2 separate regions of the Homo sapiens genome follow, and region 2 is linked to region 1. The links are chromatin contacts, found by Hi-C or POLR2A ChIA-PET in ENCODE. All regions are on one chromosome and are shown on one strand. Each heading gives the region's core, a stretch centred on a gene start or an enhancer-like site at or near the end of the contact. The rest is flanking DNA. Distances are from core to core; before and after follow the strand shown.

What was found. Hi-C counts contacts between places; a loop is a spot of excess contacts on that map. ChIA-PET counts read pairs that join two places held with the same protein, here RNA polymerase II (POLR2A). Pooled maps may share reads with other maps.
Region 2: a map with no recorded cell type shows a loop between it and region 1 (2.2-fold over the local background). The contact joins the enhancer-like site here to the promoter of VNN2 in region 1. A Hi-C loop is called at or near these places in 12 of 37 single-sample maps with no recorded cell type and 8 of 50 pooled maps. POLR2A ChIA-PET finds 5 or more read pairs at or near these places in 3 of 52 experiments (B cell, GM12878 and activated T-cell).

The regions. Positions count from the first base shown.
Region 1 is chr6:132,755,377-132,761,706 of GRCh38, forward strand. VNN2 (vanin 2) reads right to left here and starts at 2,528. Exons shown (of 7, transcript NM_004665.6): 1 at 2,295-2,528; 2 at 2,040-2,170; 3 at 467-659. The coding sequence starts at 2,507. RefSeq lists an enhancer at 4,875-5,064.
Region 2 is chr6:132,351,083-132,357,412 of GRCh38, forward strand. All of the region lies in intron 4 of MOXD1 (monooxygenase DBH like 1), which reads right to left. Among named protein-coding and RNA genes, the nearest start is that of MOXD1, 47 kb to the right of the region's middle. RefSeq lists an enhancer at 3,289-4,488. Within about 2 kb of position 3,574, at least 3 of the 41 ENCODE cell types and tissues checked have a DNase peak (open chromatin) inside an H3K27ac peak, as active enhancers do; they include B cell, where a contact is called at or near this core.

The DNA of each region.
Region 1 (6,330 bases), core at 1,278-3,777:
TTTTTTCTTTTTTTTTTTTTGAGAGTCTCCCTCTGTCACCCAGGCTGGAGTGCAGTGACACAATCTCGGCTCACTGCAGCCTCCACCTCCTGGGTTCAAGCAAGTCTCCTGCTTCAGCTCCCACATAGCTGGGACTACAGGCATGTGCCATCACGCCCCGCTAATTTTTGTATTTTTTAGTAGAGACGGGGTTTCACAATGTTGGCCAGACTGGTCTCAAATTCCTGGCCTCAAGTGATCCACCTGCCTCAGCCTCCCAAAGTGCTGGGCTTACAGGCATAAGCCTCCACGCCCAGCCAAAAGTGTCATTTTCTTTATTGCCCACTTTCAAAAAACAAAAAACAAAACAAAACAAAAAAACCCTCTAGTAATATTGTATCATATAGGGAATGAAATTCAAACTCCTAAACCCAGCATTGACCACTCACAACACGCTCCATTTTACACGTCCGTCACTCTCTCTTACCTTATGGTAACGTGCCACGAGTTTTCCTTCTGTATTATACACCACATTGGTATTGTATTGAAAGTAGCCATTAGGAGGACATGTGGAGTCACGGGAATTACATGGCTTTTTGTCCCCCAAATTTGCCAAGACATAGATAGAGTTGTCCTTGGCCAGGCAGCTGAGTCTTGCTTGTACTGGTGTGTGACCAAATCTAAACCAAATTATAATTAAGAAATTTCAATTTTAAAAAAATATTTTAGTCACTTTATATGGAAACGATAGCAACTGTAACCACTTAAGTGGAACTTAAGTTAATACAAAAACTATGCCTAAAAATATCATACTTTAAAAGCCACAGATGATTATACACTTGATGAATGCTTCCCACACGGTATCTATTGCTCCAGAAATTCATTATTCGGTCTCCTGCCTCATCAAGGGTCTCCTCTCTACTGAAACATCCCATCAGCAATGAAATATCCTCTAGTACCTCCCATCTTTAAAAAATAAAATTAAAACCTCTTTTGACCTTTCCAAACATGCCCTTCCAAATATTGCTTTAATCCTCATCTCTCTCTTAAAGCAAAACTCCTCAAAAGATCAGTCCCTCTTGCTGTTGCCAGTTCCTCCTCTCCCATTCCCTTTCAGAGCACTCCAACTTGTATCTCTATCACCCAAACTCTTACTAATGCCAGCAGTGACCCCCACATTTTACCTGATCTCATCTTAACTTTTCAACAGCAGTTGGCACAGTTAATTACACCTCCTTCTGGAAACACCTCACTTCTCTATTGGACCCACCCTCTCATTTTCCTATTTATTGGTTGCTCTTCTTCGACTCTTCTGCTGATTCCTCGTTTTCTTCCGAGTCTAAACACTAGAATTTCCTAGTGCTCAAGCCTTATACCTAAACTCTTCTCTAACTCACTCCACAGGTGAACTCATCATGGTGTTTAACACCATCTATATGCTGACATTTGATTTTCTATCTCCAGATATAATTTTGTCTTTTCATGCCAGACTTGTCCATGCAACTGCCACGTTGACACCTCCAGGATGACAGTAGGACCCAGATTTTTAATATATATTAGAAGGTTTCTAGATAACCTTTTCCCAGGAAAATTAGATTTGTGAGCCTAGGAAAATGCAGTTTCAAAGCATAAGGTCTTATGATTCACTTGAAAATACATGGTGAAGTCTTTCTGCCTAAGAAGCAACTCTGGAATGGAGAGACTCTATAACATTGAAAGGGTGTCCCTTCAGCAGAGGCTTTGGAATGTATTCCTAACACAATCCACTGTCTACTTCAGAAATTAAGTTACTACTTGTATCTATGAGATCTCTTCCCTTAGTTTTTCTTGCAGGAATACCCTATTTACACATTTTCTCAAAATTTAATAAAGATTTTCAATCACAAAAGATTGTTAAATAGTATCTAAGTACAATTTTTTAAAATCTGACAAATGTTGAGATAAATATAACCATAACATATACCACATATATGGTAATTCAAGAGCAATCATTTTGCTTTGGTGAACGTGCGCATTTTAGAGAGTTACTTTTGCACAAAAGACTAAGATAGTTAAAATACCTGTGGGGGTCTTGACACGGAATCCAGTTCACCTGAGGGTCTGGGATATCCTCCAGATAAGGGAAAACAGTTTCCCTGGTAAATTTCCATCCATAAAGTGCATCTTCTGGAGTCACAATGATTCGAGCACCCTGTTCAAAACAAGCAAAATAAAAATGATTTTTCCATGTACAACACAGACAATTCAGCTCTCTCGTCTTCCACCAGCTCCCATGCCCCTCGTGTACATTATGATTAACAGAAATAAGAGAATACCTGCTCAGCTGCCTGCTTGATCGCTGTCTCCAGAATGTCTATATTCTCGTTCATGAGATTCAAGGCATCCTCCTGAGAAACTGGTGTTTCTGTTTTATTTGGCAAAATGACAGCATGTTCATACACTGCAGCTATAAAACTGTCCTGAGTACCAACCTGCAGGGTTATTAGGGCAAAAACTGCCACAGAGATTGGAAAAGAGGAAGTGACCATGGCCAAGGTTTAGTGATTTCTGAAAGCAAAAATAACATTCATGTAGTATTTACAGAGGGGAGAATGTTTGCATAACATGTGGCTGCCAGTTACTGGCCTTTTACTTTATCATCATTTTTCTTCTTCTTCTTCTTCTTCTTCTTCTTCTTCTTCTTCTTTTTTTTTTTTTTTTTTTTTTTTGAGGCGGAGTTTGCTCTGTCACCCAGGCTGGAATGCAGTGGCGCAAGCTCAGCTCACTACAACTTCCACCTCCCAGGTTCAAGCGATTGTCCTTCTTCAGTCTCTGAAACAGCTAGGACTACAGGTGCGCGCCACCACGTCCAGCTAATTTTTGTATTTTTAGTAGAGATGGGGTTTCACAATATTGGCCAGGCTGGTCTCAAACTCCTGATCTTGTGATCCATCCACCTCAGCCTCTCAAAGTGCTGGGATTACAGGCGTGAGCCACTGCACTTGGCCTACTTTATAATCTTAAGAACGCAATATATCTGACCACTTTTAAAGAAAGAAAAGTTGCAGTCCATTTAAGACAATCAGAAAGTATTACAGGGATTGAACAGCATGTACTATTAGTACTAAGATTTAATATTGAATTTCCAAAAGACACCCGAATTCAAATATAGAACAATTCCAGCTTTTGTTAATAGAAACTCATAACTAACTCTCGTGTAAAAAAATCACATCCCAACAAATATCTCATTTATTAAATTTAAAAATTGACAACAATTTTTTTGGTTCTGTTGAGTCACTTACATTGTGTTTATTTTTAGACGGGGGGGAAAATATTAAATACTTACTACTAAGAAAATGTAACACAGGACAATATTGATAACAAAATTTACCCAAATCTACACTCTGACTTACTTATTGCTATTAAGGACTGAAAACATGTGCTCCAGAAAAGCAGGATTTTGTGTCTGGTTTGTTCACTGCTGTATAGTTAGTGCCTACAGCAACAATACCCCGAGGCACCTAGGCCAGAGGAGGAATCTCAGCTCAGGGGCCCCAGGCCTCAGGATACTCCGCTTCTTTCCTTCTTTCTCTCTTTCACCCTTCCCTCCCCATCCTCCCCCTACTTCTCCTTCTCCTCCTACTCCTTCTCCTCCTTCTTTTTCCTCCCTCCCCACCCCCTGCTTTGGAGGAAGATGCCAGGGAAGGGGAAGAGTCCAGGATTGGTGATAAAGATCATCTGTGTTGTAATAAGGAGAAGATGTAACTTACATTTTTGTTAGCAGCAAATAACAACAATGAGTTTAAAAACAATGCTAACAGGCCAGGTGCAGTGGCTCATGCCTGTAATCCTAGCACTTTGGGAGGCCGAGGCAGGCAGATCACCTGAGGTCAGGAGTTCAAGACCAGCCTGGCCAACATAGTGGAACCCCCCATCTCTACCAAAAACACAAAAAGTAGCTGGTCGTGGTGGTGGGCGCCTGTAATCCCAGCTACTCGGGAGGCTGAGGCAGGAGAATCGCTGGAACCCAGGAGGCAGAGGCTGCAGTGAGCTGAGATCACACCATTGCGCTCCAGGCTGGGCGACAGAGCGAAACTCCGTCTCAAAAAAAAAAAAAAAAAAAAAAACAATAATAACAACAAATACAGGATGTGATCTCAGATGCCTTCTTAGGACATTCATATTCTCCCTTCCCCAGGCCCAATCCTGCCAAATAAAGGATTTGTTTTATTTTTATCCAGCCCTTTGGTAAAAGTCACGGAAATGCTTTTAGACAGCATAGAAGAGTAGGTACGATTAAACAAAGTTTATTCTGTGCTTTCCTTCTTACTGAGATAAATGTTTTGTTAAGAATGGGGCCTAGGGGCTATAAATAAGATCTGCTCATATTTTCTGCTTTGAATAGAAGTTTCTATTAAAGGAATAACTTTTCTTATCTCTATAGAGCAGAAAACTAAAAATAATTCAGGAAAAATGGTCAAGCCCTTTTGTGGAAAATGTAAAGGGATAGATATTTTTATGAATTTTTAGCAGATTGTATAATAGACTGTTAGTATATAACCATACTATCTAGTGTATAATTAGTAAATTAGCATAGGTGATTGGTATATAATAGATTATGAGTGCTGTTAGAGTTTAGAAATCATGTAACCCAAATGCCCACTTATTACAGGATAGGAATCTGAGGCATAGAGAGCTAGAGCGACAGAGCAGGATGTTCGCTTCTCATTCCTGATTCCAGAGTCTTTCCTTTATACCTAAAACAGCACATGTGTCTGTGCTCTCTTTTAATGTCTGCAACTGAGTGTCTGAACACTCGTGTCTTTTGGGGTTTTTTTGTTTTTTGTTTTTTTGTTTTGAGACAGAGTCTTGCTCTATTGCTCAGGCTGGAGTGCAGTGGTATGATCATGGCTCACTTCAGCCTCCACCTCCCAGGCTCAAGTGATCCTTCCACCTCAGCCTCGCTAGTAGCTGGAACACCAGGTACGCACCAACATGTCAGGCTAATTTTTGTTATTTTTTGTAGAGAGGAAGTTTCACCATGTTGCCCAGGCTTGTTTCAAACTCCCGAGCTCAAGCAATCCACCCACCTTGGCTTCTGAAAGTGCTGAGATTATAGGTGTCAGTCACTGCAGCCAGTCATTCATGTCTTTTAAAGAACCCAATTCAAAATGATCACCTTAAGAAGACCATAGGCAAATTTGCTAAGTGCTAATGAAATTTCTGATGCAGTTGATGCCTAATAAAAACAATTAAGCTCTTCCATCTCCATAAGTACAATTTGGGCCATGACCTACCTTCATTGATCTAGTATCACCAATTAGTAATACTTAATTAACTCTTTTGCTTTTAAGTAGTCAGGTAAGCTGATGAGGAGGAGTTAACAGTTTTATAATTTTGGCAGTAGAAGTGGGGACAATCATATCTGTTATTGTGTTCCCAAATCTGGATGTTTTTCTCTGTCCTTGGCTGTAAAAGATAGAAATGATGTTGATCAGAGTTTTGGATTTTTTGTTTGGCTAACAGGGAAAGGGAAAATCACTTCTGATATAAAATCAAGATGACTAAATTCCCTCCTTTGTTTTTTTATTTGAAGCATCTAAAAATTGTCTCATTGAAACTGAGAATTTGAGTAACAAAGGTAATTGCAAAAAAGAATTAGAAGTTAGTAAATGAAGGAGCAATTTAAATATAGGAAAATCCCTGAGATGTGAAGAAAATATTTGCTGTAGAGGTCATTGATATTGTTTTAAATCTTCAGAAGTAAAAAACCAAATTCAGGACATACAGTTTCAATAGTTGACTTTTCATAAAGATGATTGATCAGGTAAAGATTAAAATTTTTAGTTTAACTGAATTATAAAATAAAGTAAGGTTATTTTGCCACAGGGAACATTGATTAATTGTAATTCGTTGCTAAAAGAGCCTACTTCCTAATTTGCCATTTTGGGATTAATGAACTTAGCTAAAGGGGTAAAAAGTTAAAATCAATTAAAAATTATTTGGTCAAAGAGTCACCATAAAAAAAAAAAAAACAGTATTGGGGTGGGCGCAGTGACTCATGGTTGTAATCCCTGCACTTTGGGAGGCCGAGGCGGGCGAATTATTTGAGGTCAGGAGTTCGAGCCCAGCCTGGCCGACATAGTGAAAGCCAGTCTCTACTAAAAATACAAAAACTAGCTGGGCATGGTGGCAGACGCCTGTAATCCCAGCTACTCAGGAGGCTGAGGCGGGAGAATTGCTTGAACCCAGGAGGAGGAGGTTGCAGTGAGCCGAGATAGCACCATTGCACTCCAGCCTGCGTGACAGAGTGAGACTCTGTCTCAAAAATAAAAAACAAGCAAATAAACGAAAAACAGTAATAGCTCAAAT
Region 2 (6,330 bases), core at 2,324-4,823, 400 kb before region 1:
CAAACAGGGACAGTTTGACTTTCTCTTTACTGATTTGGATGCCCTTTATTTCTTTCTCTTGTCTGATTGCTCTGGCTAGGACTTCCAGTACTATGCTGAAGAGGGGTGGTGAGATTGGGCATCCTTGTCTTGTTCCAGTTCTCAGAGGGAATGCTTGCAACTTTTCCTCATTCATTATTATGCTGGTTGTGGGTTTGTCGTAGATGGCTTTTATTATATTGAGGTATGTTCCTTGTATGCCGACTTTGCTAAGAGTTTTAATCGTAAAGGGATGCCAGATTTTGTTGGATGCTTTTTCTGCATCTATTGAGATGATCAGGTGATTTTTGTTTTTAATTCTGTTTATGTGCTGTATCACATTTACTGACTTGCCTATGCTTAACCATTCCTGCATCCCTGGTATGAAACCCACTTGATCATGGTAGATTATCTTTTTGATATGTTGTTGGATTTGGCTAGCTAGCATTTTATTAGGGATTTTAGCATCTAAGTTCATTGGTTATATCGGTCAGTAGTTTTCTCTTTTGGTTATGCCCTTTCCTGGTTTGGGTATTAGGGTGATGCTGGTTTCATAGAATGAATTAGGGAGGGTTCTCCCTTTCTCTATCTTGTGGAATAATGTCAAAAAGATTGGTACCAATTCTTCTTTGAATGCCTGCTGTGAATCCGTCTGGCCCCGGACTTTTTTATTGTTGGTAATTTTTTAATTATCCTTTCAATCTCACTGCTTGCTATTGGTCTGTTCAAGGTATCTAATTTTTCCTGATTTAAGCTAGGAGAGTTGTATTTTTCCAGAAATTTATCCATCTCTTCTAGGTTTTCTAGTTTATGTGTATAAAGGTGTTCAAAGTAGCCTTGAATGATCTTTTGTGTTTCAGTTATCAGTTGCAATATCTCCCATTTTGTTTCTTAATGAGGTTATTTGGATTTTCTCTCTTCTAGGTTAATCTTGTTAATGGTCTATCAACTTTATTTATCTTTTCAAAGAATCAGCTTTTTGTTTCATTAATGTTTTGTATTGTTTTTTGTTTGTTTGTTTCCATTTCTTTTAGTTCAGGTCTGATCCGGGTTATTTCCTTTCTTCTGCTGGGTTTCGGTTTAGTTTGTTCTTGTTTCTCTAGTTCCTTGAAGTGTGACCTTAGAATGTCAGTTTGTGCTCTTTCAGTCCTTTTGATGTAGGCATTTAGGGCCGTGAACTTTCCTCTTAACACCACCTTTGCTGTATCCCACAGATTTTGATAGGTTGTGTCATTATTGTCATTCAGTTCAAAGAATTTTTAAATTTCTATCTTGATTTCATTTTTGACCCAATGCTCACTCAGGAGCAGGTTATTTAATTTCCATGTATTTGCATAGTTTTGAAGGTTCTGTTTAGAGTTGATTTCTAGTTTTATTCCACTGTGGTCTGAGAAAGTGCTTGATATAATTTCAATTTTCTTAAATTTATTGAGGCTTGTTTTATGGCCTATCACGTGTCCTGTCTTGGAGAAGGTTCCATGCACTGTTGAAAAGAATGTGCATTCTGCAGTTGTTGGATGAAATGTTCTGTATATATCTGTTAAGTCCATTTGTTCCATGGTATAGTTTTAATCCATTGTTTCTTTGTTGACTTTGTCTTGATGACCTGTCTAGTGCTGTCAGTGGAGTATTGAAGTCCCTCATTATTATTGTGTTGCTGTCTATCTCAATTCTTAGTTCTATTAGTAACTGTTTTACAATTTTGAGAGCTCCAATGTTACGTGCATGTATGTTTAGGATTGTGATATTTTCCTGCTGGACAAGGCCTTTTAACATTATTTAATATCCCTCTTTTTCTCTTTTAACTGCTGTTGCTTGTTGCTTTAAAGTCTGTTTTGTCTGATGTAAGAATAGCTACCCCTGCTTGCTTTTGACGTCCATTTGCATGAAATGCCTTTCTCCACCCCTTTACTTTAAGTTTATGTGAGTCCTTACGTGTTAGGTGAGTCTCCTGAAGGCAGCAGATAGTTGATTGGTAAGTTCTTATCCATTCTGCAGTTCTATATCTTTTAAGTGGAGCACTTAGGCGATTTACATTCAATGTAGTATTGAGATGTAAGGTATCATTGCATTCATTGTGCTATTTGTTGCCTGTGTACCTTGGATTTTTTGTTTTTTGTTTTTGCTTTTTAAATTGTATTTTTGTTTTATAGGTCCTATGTGATTTATGCTTTCAAGAGGTTCTGTTTTGATGTGTTTCTGGATTTGTTTCAAGATTTAGAGCTCCTTATAGCAGCTCTTGTGGTGCTTCCTTAATAGTGGCGAATTCTCTCAGCATTTGTTTGTCTAAAAAAGACTATATCTTTCCTTCATATATGATGCTCAGTTTCACTGGATACAAAATTCTTGGCTGATAATTGTTTTGTTTGAGGATTCTGAAGATAAAGCCTCAATTCCTTCTCGCTTGTAGGGTTTCTGCTGAGAAATCTGCTGTTAATCTCATAGGTTTTCCTTTATAAGTTAACTGGTGCTTTTGTCTCGTAGGTCTTACACTTCTTTCCTTCATCTTAACTTCATCATAACCTGATGATGATGTGCCTAGGTGATTATCTTTCTGTGATGAATTTCCCAGATCTTCTTTGTGCTTCTTGTATTTGGATGTCGAGGTCTCTAGCTAGGCCAAGGAAATTTTCCTTGATTATCTCCCCAAATATGTTTCCAAACTTTTAGATTCCTTTTCTTCCTCAGGAATACCTCTTCCTTATTCTTAGGTTTGGTCATTTACCATAATTCCAGACTTCTTGGAGGCCTTGTTTATATTTTCTTATTTTTTCTTTGTCTTTGTTGGATTGGGTTAATTTGAAGACCTTGTCTTTGAGCTCCGAATTTCTTTCTTCTACTTGTTCAATTCTATTGCTGAGACTTTCCAGAACATTTTGCATTTCTATAAGAGTGTCCAAGGTTTCCTGAAGTTTTGATTGTTTGTTCTTTAACAATCTATTTCCTTAAATATTTCTTCCTTCACTTCTTGTATTGTTTTTTGGATTTTCTTGCCTTTCGCTGGTGTCTCCCTGATTAGCTTAATAAGTAACCTCCTGAATTCTTCTTCAGGTTAATCAGGGATTTCTTCTTGGTTTGGATCGATTGCTGGTGAGCTAGTGTGATTTTTTGGGGGTGTTAAAGAGCCTTGTTTTGTCATATCACCAGAGTTGGTTTTCTGGTTCCTTCTCATTTGGGTAGGCTCTGTCAGAGGAAAAGTCTACGGGTGAAGGCTACTGTTCAGATTATTTTGTCCCAGGGGATGTTCCCTTAATATAGTACTCTCCCCTTTTTTCTATGGATGTGGCTTCCTGTGAGATAAGCTGCAGTGATTGTTATATCTCTTCTGGGTGTAGCCACCCAGCAAGTCTACCAGGCTCCAGGCTGGTACTGGGGTTTGTCTGCACAGAGCCCTGTGATGTGAACTGTCTATGGGCCTCTCAGCCATTGATACCAGCACCTGTTCCAGTGGAGGTGGCAGGGAGATGAAATGGGCTCTGTGAGGGTTCTTACCTTTGGTGATTTAAAGTTCTATTTTTGTGCTGGTTGGCGTCCTGCCAGGAGGTGGCACTTTCCAGAGAGCATCAGCTGTGGTGGTACGAAGAGGAAGTGGTGGTGGGCGGGGCCCTAGAACTCCCAAGAGTATATAGCGTTTGTCTTCAGCTACCAGGGTGGGTAGGGAAGGCCCATCAGGTGGGGGCAGGGCTAGGTGTGTCTGAGCTCAGACTCTCCTTGGAAGGGTCTTGCTGCAGCTGCTGTGGGGAATGGGGGTGAGGTTCCCAGGTCAATGGAGTCATCTACCTAGGAGGATCATGGCTGCTTCTGCTGAGTCATGCAGGTTGCCAGGGAAGTAGGGGAAAACCAACAGTCACAGGCCTCACTCAGCTCCCACACAATCTGAAGGGCTGGTCTCCCTCCCATCATGCCCCTCCCCCAACATCCTGTTTCCAGGCAGTAGATGAGCACGGCTTGAGAACTTGCCCCAGACTAGCCACTTCCCAGGTGCAGAAGAAAAAGGATTTGGTTCTTCCCTCACCCGTGGAGTCTGCACACCAGATTCGTGCCCTTCCCCAGGTTCTGGCCAGGAGGCTTCTTGCTGGATTCAAATTGTTACAAAGTTCAGCTGGGGACTTCCTTCTCCCTGTGGCATTTTACCCTGTGCCTCTGGTCACCCTCCCAAAAGATCCCTGTGGTACCAAGCAGGGATGGCATGCTTAGGGACCCAGTGAGCTCCCAGGTCCTTTCCCACTGCTTCCTCTATCCCTGTATTTTGCTCAGCTCTCTAAATTGACTCAACTCCAGGTAAGGTCAGAAAGTTCTCCCACAAACTAGACCTTCAGGGGTTGGAGTCTATCACCATTCTCCGGTATGTAGGCTGGGCCTGCTTCTTATGGCAGGAGCAATGGCGTGCTAATCCCAAACCAAGCCTCAAGTGGCCTTACAGTTTCTACTCTCTCTTTTGGAACTGTGCCATCACCATTTGAACAAGCCCAGTCTAGACTTCTAGAGAACAAGATACTATAAAGGAGAGCCCACTTGTTCAGCTGAGGCCTCCTAGACCTGCTTACAACCAGCTGACTCCCAACAAGAAGAGAGAGCCCAGGCACTATTAGAAAGCTGCATACCCAACCCAAGCTGGTTACATACCTGTTTGTAGCCCAGCTACAAACAGAAGAACCACCAAGCTGACTTGTAAACTATAACATGTGCTTCTTCATTTAAAGCTTATTTAAAGTTGTTGAACTTTGGGTTGGTTTGGTTCACAGAAATAGCTAACCAATAAAAATGAATAAAAAATTCTGGTATGTTCAGAAAATGAAATTCAAAGATGAAAATGAACACATTATTTTCTACAAACAACATGGCCAACTTGCACATCCCGTTCGGCAAAAAAAGCCAGACACAGAAGAGCACTAGCGTTTCTGTCTACCTACAAAAAATTCACAACAGGCAAAATTAGTAAAGAGTGATTTAAGTCAGCAAACTGGTGACCTCTGGGGACAGACAGTACCTGGGAGGGGACGCAAAGGACGCTTCTGAGTTGATACTCTATTCTTGATCTTGATTCTGGTTTCATGAGTCAGTTCACCTTATGAAAATTCAATGAGTTTTATACTGTTTGTGCACTTTTATCTAGGCAATTCAATAAAAGAATGTTTTAAAAAGAAATCGGTAAAGGGTTGAACAGCAAACTGACAGAAGAGAGCATAAAAAGAGCATAAGCCTCACTAGTAGTCTAAGGAAAGCAAGCCAAAGCAATCAGAAATATTAGTTTTCATCCATTAACAGGCAATAAATTTAAAAGACTAAAATATCCAGTGCTCAAGAAGGGATGAGAAAATATTCACATACAGCTAGTGTGTGAATTTTATAAAGTAATCTGACAAATATATTAAAGTTTGAAATACATGTAATCTTGATTCAATCCATTTAGCAATCTAGCGTATAGGAATGAAACCACCAATACATAACGATATACTTACAAGAACATTTACTGAAGCAATGTTTATGGTAGCAAAAAGCTTACAACATCTTGAATGTGCATCAAAAGTGTATGGCTGCAAAAATTATGGTTTATACATAATAGGAGATTAAATTATGTAAACATTAAAAATAATGTGTTATAATATTTTGTCCAGTAATGATGAGGGCATTAATTTGAAAAGCAAAATTCAAAGTAATAGATATAGAGTGATCCTAATTTGTTTACAAATAAAAGAGATTAACCCAAAAAAATCCTATATAAATGTTGTAAATGTTTTCTTCAGCATAAAGTTTTAGAAAAATACAAATAAATCTGTTAGCATTAGTCACCTCAGGAAAGTAGAATTTGGAGAAAGAGGGCACTACTACTTTTTATTTTATATATTTTTTACTTTTTTACTTATTATGAGAAGTATATATTACACTGGAAATGAAACAAATACACGTTAGAAAATATTCTCATATTAGAAAATAAAGTGTTCTCTAGAGAAAAAAACTCCTTAATCTTTCAAATGATGAGAGATAAAAACTCAACAGTTGTGACCTCTTTGCAAGATTGTTAAAAGCCAGTCCAGAAGCACATCATATCACATATGAATTTTATCTGATTATTAATTCAAGCTGAAGAAGAAATAAATTATCCCATAAAATATCTCTTAGCACTTGGAGTAAATATAGTTTGAAAAAAATGTGACTGAACTAACAATCTTTTGGAAAATTCTATTTGCTATATGAGTGGAAAATATTACTCAGAGTACTGACATTTCCTGTTTACCACTGAAAAAAGAACTTAGTTCTCTAACCTTGTAAATGTAATTCAACTGTGAATCTTACAAACACTTACAATAA